Regions from separate parts of the Homo sapiens genome. Here region 2 is linked to region 1. A link is a loop called in an ENCODE intact Hi-C map of the cell type or tissue named here. Cell type or tissue: ascending aorta. All regions are shown on one strand. Each heading gives the region's core, and the rest is flanking DNA. Links, peaks and the distances in the headings are about the cores only. Region 1 has its middle 20 kb from the start of YPEL2. Region 2 overlaps LINC01476 (long intergenic non-protein coding RNA 1476).

Region 1 (4,398 bases), core at 269-4,268:
GTGTGGTGGCTCACGCCTGTAATCCCAGCACTTTGGGAGGCTGACGTGGGTGGATCGCCCAAGGTTGGGAGTTCGAGACTAGCTTGACCAACATGGAGAAACCCCATCTCTACTAAAAATACAAAATTAGCCAGGCATGGTGGCACATGCCTGTAATCCCAGCTACTCAGGAGGCTGAGGCAGGAGAATTGCTTGAACCTGGAGGCAGAGGTTTCAGTGAGCTGAGATCGCACCATTGCACTCCAGCCTGGGCAAGAAGAGTGAAATTCCATCTCAAAAAAAAAAAAAAATAGTTGGACTTCTTTATTCTATTCAAAGTTTTTTTTCTTTGGTGTCAATCTTCGTTTTTCTTAACTGATACTGCTGCATAAAGTGAGAAGATGGATTTGTTTGTGAAGGTGGCATTTCACATGACAGTCACCAAATTATTCCCTTGAGATCAGCAATAAGATTCTAAGGCCGGGCGTGGTGGTTCACACTTGTAATCCCAACACTTTGGGCCGCCAAGATGGGAGGATCCCTTGAAGCCAGACTGGGCAACAGCAAGATCCTATCTCTACAAAAAATAAAAATAAGAAAATTAGCTAAGCGTGGTGGCACACATCTATAGTCCCAGCTATTTGGGAGGCTGAGGTGGGAGAATCACTTGAGCCCAGGAATGCAAGGCTACAGTGAGCTATGATCATGCCACTGCACTCGAGCCTGGGTGATGTAATGAGAACTAAGTCAAAAAAAAAAAAAAACAGAATTCTAGGAAATTCATCATTTTAAAGGCTTCTTTGCTTATTTTGCCAAGGCAGTACTTGATCAGATGCTTTTTAAAATTAATAGACCATTTTAGGCCAGGCGCAGTGGCTCATGCATGTAATCCCAGCAATTTGGGAGGCCGAGGCGGGCAGATCACCTGAGGTCATGAGTTCAAAACCAGCCTGGCCAACATGGTGAAACCCCATCTCTACTAAAAATACAAAAATTAGCCGGGCGTGGTGGCGGGCACTTGTAATCCTAGCTGCTCAGGAGGCCGAGGCAGGAGAATTGCTTGAACCCAGGAGGCAGAGGTTGCAGTGAGCCGAGATCATGCCAGCCTGGGTGACAGAGTGAGAATCTGTCTCAAAATAAAATAAAATTAAATTAAAATTAATAGACAAATTTTAGAGTGGTTTTAGATTTACTGAAAAGCTGAACAGCATATAGAGTCCTCATATAACCCTGCCCTTGACATAGTTTCCTGTATTATTAATATTGCATATTAGTGTAGCACATTTGCTATAATTATGCAGATTTCTTTAGTTTTTACCTGATGTCCTTTTTTCTGCTCCAGTATCCCAGCCAGGAGACGACTTTACATTTAGTTGCCATGTCTCCTTGGGCTTCTCTTGGTTGTCATAGTTTCTCAGACATTCCTTGGTTTTGATGCTGTTTTCTTTTTTCTTTTTTTTTTTTTTTTCCGAGACAGAGGCTCGCTCTGTCGCCCAGGCTGGAGTGCAGTCGCATGATCTCAGCTCAAGGCAACCTCCGCTTCCTGGGTTCAAGCGATTCTCCTGCCTCAACCTCTTGAGTAGCTGGGACCACAGGCACTCGCTGCCACACCCAGCTAATTTTTGTATTTTTAGTAAAGATTGGGTTTCACTGTGTTGGCCAGGCTGGTCTTGAATGCCTGACCTCAGGTGATCCATCTGCCTCGGCCTCCCACAGTGCTGGGATTACAGGCGTGAGCCACTGCGCCCAGCCAGTTTTGATGGTCTTGACAGTGTTGAGAAGTTCTCATCAGGTATATTGCAGGCCACCCCTCTATTAAGATTTGTCTGATGCTTTTCTCATGACTAGACTGGGGTCATGTGTGTTTTGGGGGGATGACACAGAGGTAAAGTGCCATTTTCATGACATCATATCAAGGGTACATACTATCAATATGATTTATCAGTGTTGATGTTCTCCTGGATCACCTGGCTGATTGTCAGGTTCCCCCACTGTAGTGACTCCTCCCAGTCCTTGTCATACTCTTTGGACAGAAGTCACCATGCAGAGCTTACACTTAAGGAGTGAGGAGTTATAGTCCCCTCCTTTGCAGTAGAGTAGTTACATAATTTATTTGGAATTCTTCTGCATGGGAGATTGATCAACTGCTTTAGTGTGTAAACCTACTGTCACCATCCACCAAGTCATAACAATCTATTTGGTGGCGCCCTTAGCCCTGTATTGTCCAGATTAGAACTATAATGGGGTCTAGGGAGACCTCTCGTGGTAAAATAAGGGCATAACTAGCCAGCTACACGCTCTCATTTTATGCCATTGACTTTCCTTTAACGCAGTGGTTCTCAATCAAGGGCAATTTTGCCCGCCAGCCCCAGGGAGCATTTGACAATATGGGGAGAAATTTTTGGTTGCCACAACTTTTGGAAAGCGATGTTATTGGCACCTAGCAAGTGGAGACGGAGATCCTGCTAAACATACAGTGATTAAGACACAAACAACAAAAAATTATCTGAGCCAAAATGTCAATAGTGCTGAGGTTTAGAAACTCTGTGATTAACAGCTTTATAAAAGTTACAGATAATGTTCAAAGGGATACATTATAATGTGAAGGAGGAAAAGACCTTATTTTGTGAAGGATGAATTCTTAAAAAAAAAAATACAGCTGGAAGGGTAGCAGAATATGTCACACCAAAATATGCCATTTCAGCATATTAACTATGTTGAGCTGAAGACAATTGAGAAGAAGCAAATACAAGGAAAACTCTCTGCCATCCCCGTATTTGTCTAAAAGCAGGTCATAAATTTGTAAAGGTGGCGCCTCTCCTGAGACAGAGTCTTCCTCTGTTGCCCAGGCTGGAGCGCAGTGGCACCATCATAGCTCACTGCAGCCTTCATCTCCCAGGCTCAAGCGATCCTCCCACCTCAGCCTCCTGAGTAACTGGGCCTACAGGTGTGCACCACCAAGCTGGGCTAATTTTTCTATTTCTTGTAGAGACTGGGTCTCCTTATGTTGCCCAGGCTGGTCTTGAACTCCTGGACCCAAGTGATCTGCCTGCCTCGGCCTCCCAAAGTGCTGTGATTACAGGCATGAGCAACTGCTGGCCAATTTATTTTTGAGTCAGGGCCTCACTTTGTCGACAGGGCTGGAGTGCAGTAGTATGATCATAGTTCATAGCAGCCTTGAACTTCCAGGCTCAAGGAATCCTCTCTCCTCAGCCTACCAAGTTGCTAGGGGCTACGGGCACTTGCCATCACACATGGCTAATTTTTTTTTTAATTTTATTTTATTTTTGAGGTAGAGTTTGGCTGTTTTTGTTTGTTTGTTTGTTTTTTTGTTTGAGACGGAGTTTCGCTCTCGTTGCTCAGACTGGAGTGCAATGGCGCAATCTCGGCTCACTGCAACCTCCACTTTCCGGGTTCAAGCGATTCTCCTGCCTCAGCTTCCCGAGTAGCTGGGATTACAGGCATGCGCCACCACACCCGGCTAATTTTGTACTTCTAGTAGAGACGGGATTTCTCCATATTGGCCAAGCTGGTCTCGAACTCCTGACCTCAGGTGATCTGCCCACCTCGGCCTCCCAAAGTGCTGGGATTACAGGCGTGAGCCATCATGCCAGGCCTGGAGTTTCACTCTTGTTGCCTAGGCTGGAGTGCAATGGTGCAATGTCTGCTCACTGCAACCTCCGCCTCCCAGGTTCAAGCAATTCTCCTGCCTCAGCCTCCTGAGTAACTAGGATTACAGGCGCCTGCCACCACACCCAGCTAATTTTTTCGTATTTTGAGTAGAGACGGGGCTCTACCATGTTGGCTAGGCTAGTCTTGAACTCCTGGCCTCAAACGATCCGCCCACCTCAGCCTCCCAAAGTGCTGGGATTACAAGTGTGAGGCACTGCACCGGCTGCTAATTTATTTTTATTTTTATTTTTTTTTGAGACAGGGTCTCACTCTGTCGCCCAGGCTGGAGTACAGTGGCGTGATCTGGGCTCACTGCAGTCTCCTCCTCCCGGTTTCACGCCATTCTCCTGCCTCAGCCTCCCAAGTAGCTGGGACTACACGTGCCCGCCACCACGCCCCCCTAATTTTTTTGTATTTTTATTAGAGACAGGGTTTCACCGTGTTAGCCAGGATGGTCTCGATCTCCTGACCTTGTGATCCGCCCGCTTCAGACTCCCAAAGTGCTGGGATCACACGTGTGAGCCACCGTGCCCGGCCCCGCTAATTTTTTTCTTTTTCTTTTTTTTTTTTTGAGACAGAGTCTCGCTCTGTCGCCCAGGCTGGAATGCAGTGGCGCAATCTCGGCTCACTGCAAGCTCCGCCTCCCGGGTTCATGCCATTCTCCTCCCTCAGCCTCCCGAGTAGCTGGGACTACAGGCGCCCGCCACTAAGCCCGGCTAACTTTTTGTATTTTTAGTAGAGACGGGG
Region 2 (4,398 bases), core at 136-4,135, 210 kb before region 1:
TTTTTCTGGATAAAACTTGAAACCGTGGAGAAACAAAACACTATCCTACCCTCAGAGAGCACACAGTCTAGGAAAAATGATTCCATTTGAAATAACTCAAATACATTTTAAGCTCAGTAGGTTTATTAATATTAGGCAACAATAAACGATGCTTAATATTCTTCATTTTATCCTTTAAAAATTTTGGCATTTCTATTTATCGTTATTAAATAATATACATTAAAAATTGGAGAGGGAAAATGTCTTTTAACCTCACTGAATAAAAGAAAATAATTGAAACTTTAATTTTCATTTTAAAAGTAATTACATGCAGTGATAGCCTAATTTTGATGGCATGGTAGTTAACAGACAGCTGCTTTTATTTTAAATGGAATTGCATTTTTAACAGAAACTACTCTCAGTGTTTGCTTTCATCTTCTGAATAGGAAAGCCAATTTGAGGGTTGAATATTTGGTGAGTTTGATGGAGCCAATTAAGATAATTCAGGTCAATAAAAAAATAATTTAATATGTTTCTCACTTAGCTGACTCATAAAGTTGACAATAACTCCTATCTACAATAGCTATACCAAAAAAGTCCACGATAAATTCAGCCTTCTTCTTAAAGGAAAAGCAGAATACTGTAAATTTTATTCAGAACTTATATTTTTAAACTTCATTAATTGTACACAATAAATTGAAGTGACGATATTTATATAATATAGATTTCAAGATTATCTTCTCAGCACGTATGAAGATTTATTATGATGTTTTCATTATAGCTATGCACCTACTTACATTAAAAATTAATGTATCACAGCAGTGTCTTTCAGGCAGTAGTTAAAATAAAGAGAAATTCTCCACTAGATAGGATAAATACTAACAAGAGGTTGCTGCAAACCCCAAAGTGCAATTTTTTTTTTTTTGAGATGGAGTCTTCCTCTGTTGCCCAGGCTGGAGTGAAGTGGCGTGATCTCGGCTCACTGCAACCTCTGCCTCCCAGGTTCAAGTGATTCTCCTGCCTCAACCTCCCAAGTAGCTGGGACTACAGGTGCACACCACCACGCCCGGCTAGTTTGTATTTTTAGTAGAGAAAGGGTTTCACCATGTTGGCCAGGATGGTCTCGATCTCTTGACCTCGTGATCCACCTGCCTCAGCCTCCCAAAGTGCTGGGATTACAGGCATGAGCCAATGCACCCGGCCTGATGATTGGGTGTCTTAATTTTTACCTGGGAGGCTAGAGTCACTCGTGTGACTACATCAGGGTGGCTATTTGGTTATTTTCGTGATTGTTTAATGTCTTTGTCTGTGTTCATGTTCAGATTGAGTAAGTTGCAATCTTGTTATTGTCTTGTTCCACCATGGTTACGGAGGGACCTTGTCTGATTATTGTTGTTATTCTGTGAAAACTGCTTATCTTGCGTGAGGGAACGCTAGATAGCCGCCAGCTGCAGGCTGTCAGGGTCATCCTGTTGTGTATCACATTCTCAACCCGCTATTAAGCTTGGACTCTGACATGTGCTTGTTTCCACATAGGACTTTACGAAACCCAGGTCACAACGTGTGACCAAGAGTTGGGAAGAGGGATAGTCCCCCTGTTTCTGTAGAGTTTCCATGCAATGACTGAGAGTTTGCTGCTTCAGGAATGCTCTGGGCCTGATGGCAGCATCCTCTTCAGGGCTGGGGTCGGGGGTGAGAGGGAGCTGCTGCCCTCCAGTGGCTGTCTAGGAAATTACATCAGTGACTCTTCCCCCAAATCATGCTTAGATTTTCTGGGAACTTCCCCGAACGTGGCAAGGCAGAGCAGAAGGAAAGAAGATTCGCCTGGGAGTAAAAGCCAGCAACTTTTGGGTATTACTGTTAATATGGCCCCATGAGTACTCTCAACTTGGTGAAGCCTGGAAAAATGGAGATTATGTGACTTGTAGGTTTTTGATAATTATATATTGTGTTGCTTTTATAATCAAAGAAGGTATCTGTTGAAGATAGAAGAATAAGAACTTAAATATTTGTGGCCAGGCACGGAGGCCCATGCCTGTAATCCCAGCACTTCTGGAGTCCAAGGTGGGAGGATCGCTTGAGGCTGGGAGTTTCAGACCAGCCTGGGCAACAAAGCAAAACCCCACCTCTAAGGAAATTCTTTTTTAAAAATTAGATGGACATGGTGGTGCATATCTGTAGTCCTAGCTACTTGGTAGGCTGAGGCAGAAGGATCTCTTAAACCCAGGAGTTCAAGGCTGTAGTGAGCTATGATCATACCACGGGACTTCAGCCTGGATGACCGAGCAAGACCTTGTCTCTCTATAAAAGGACCATGCAACTTAGAAATACAGCATAATTAAAGATAAGAGGGTTAGAAAAGTTTTTACTATCAAGGGTTACATAAATAAAGATTAAAATTTCACTTAAGTTGGAGAGGATGCTGAGAAATTGGAATCATTGTGCATTGCTGATGGGAATGTAAAAATGTGAAGCTGCTGTGGAAAACTATGTCAGTTCCTCAAAAAATTAAACACAGGATTATCATATGATCCAGCAATTTCACTTCTAGGTATATGGCCAAAAAAATTGGGAGCAGGGATTCAAACCGACATCTATGTTCATGGAGGCATTATTCACTGTAGCCAAAAAGTGGAAATAATCAAAATGTCCATCGACAGATGAATGGATAAATAAAATGTGGTATATCTATCTATTCAATGGAATATTATTCTGCCTTTTCAGAGGAAGAAAATTCTGGTACTTACTACAACATGGATGAGTCTTGAAGACATTATGCTAAGTGAAATAAGCATAAGCAAAAGGACAAATAGTGTATGATTCCATTTATATGCGCTACCTAGCACGGTCGAATTCATAGAGACAGGAAGTAGAATGGTGGCTGTCAAGGGATGGGGAGGGGAGAATAGGGAGTTACTGATTAATGGGTATGGAGTTTCTATTTGGGAAAATGAAGGAAGTTCTGGAGATGGGTGGTGGTGACGGTTGCACAACAATGTAAGTGCACTTAATAACGCTGAAGTGTATACTTACAAATGATTAATATAGTAAATTGTATGTTTTGTATATTTTGCCACAATTAAAAAAACAAAAACAAAAAAACCCTGATTCTGAGCCCTAAGCCAAACCAATTGAGTTGGGGAGAACAAAGGGGGAACAAGGGGTCAGGGTCTGAGTGCAGGCTTTTTAAAAAACTTCTCAGCCAGGCACGGTGGCTCACGCCTGTAATCCCCGAATTTTGGGAGGCAGAAGTGGGTGAATCACCTGAGGTTAGGAGTTCAAGACCAGCCTGACTAACATGGAGAAACCCCATCTCTACTAAAAATACAAAATTAGCCAGGCGTGGTGGCACATGCCTGTAATCCCAGCTACTCAGGAGGCTGAGGCAGGAGAATTGCTTGAATCTCGGAGGTGGAGTTTGCAGTGAGCTGAGACTATGCCATTGCACTCCAGCCTGGGCAACAAGAGCAAGACTCTGTCTCAAAAAAAAAAAAAAAAAAAAAAAAAAAAAGCTTCTCAGGTAATCCTCCCATGCGTAACGAAAGTAGAGTACCCCTGACCCAGATGATGTCTAAGATCCTGTTTTGCTTCAGCCGTCCATGATTCCAAGTAAAATGACCCGACAAGACTGCCAACATTTTGCCCCAGTTTCATAAATACAAGTAGCAGCTTCCTTTGACAAATTGTCTGAATCCAAATTGCTAATGAACGTACACTGCTTTTTTAAAGCTATTTTTTCTGCATATTAATTTTACTTATTTTCCTAAAATGAATTGATCTTTTCCACAAAGTTTCATTTGACAGATGTACAAGTTTCCACTCAAATAAGACTTTTATATGCAACAACAGATTCTAACATAAGTTGTTCTTATAGAGAGAGGATACTGTATGTCTACATTCAGCAAGATGTTTCTTTGCCAAAGCTAATCTGTTTTGAAGCCTGGCATTTCTGTTTTACTTGTCACAAATATCCAAATATGTTTTTTACCCAAGGCTTTAGAGTAATACTTTAGAATAATTTTTTCTCAATAAATTATTGTAAAATAATTGATTAGTAAGCATTAAAAGTACTGAGAAAGTTTTCAATAATGAACATTTGAAGTGACATAACGGAAGAAAAACATGGGTTATTTTTCCAGAAGTTTAATTGTTTTATAAAATAGTTGTTTTGAAATATTTCATCGTCCTGATGCAATAATCACAGAATGTTGAGAAAGTCTACAAAATCAGGGCTAAGTCAAATTAAAGATGAAATGGAAAATATTTTTAAATGTTTCATACTAAAATGAGAGAAATGATGCATGTGAAATAAAAAGTAATAGCTTTCCATTCTAGGAGATTTTTTAAATGTACATAACATATGCATCTTTTTTTTTTTTTTTTGAGACGGAGTCTCGGTCTGTCGCCAAGGCTGGAGTG

The links. Hi-C counts contacts between places; a loop is a spot of excess contacts. Peaks named below come from ENCODE experiments on the same cell type or tissue, not always from the same donor. Only the 100,000 strongest peaks of a DNase experiment are listed, where the experiment ranks them.
Region 2: a loop joins it to region 1, with 10 times the contacts of the local background. A loop is called at or near these places in 36 of 110 quality-filtered maps.

What each region holds. Positions count from the first base shown.
Region 1 is chr17:59,309,000-59,313,397 of GRCh38, reverse strand. No RefSeq gene overlaps it. Among named protein-coding and RNA genes, the nearest start is that of YPEL2, 20 kb to the left of the region's middle. RefSeq lists an enhancer at 2,064-2,133 and a silencer at 2,116-2,410. In ascending aorta, for the core only: a CTCF peak has its summit at 2,227 (motif pointing left); a DNase peak (open chromatin) is centred at 2,282; H3K27ac peaks cover 232 bases.
Region 2 is chr17:59,518,969-59,523,366 of GRCh38, reverse strand. The region is part of intron 1 of LINC01476 (long intergenic non-protein coding RNA 1476); the gene reads left to right. Among named protein-coding and RNA genes, the nearest start is that of LINC01476, 5.7 kb to the left of the region's middle. In ascending aorta, for the core only: a CTCF peak has its summit at 1,706 (motif pointing left); a DNase peak (open chromatin) is centred at 1,706.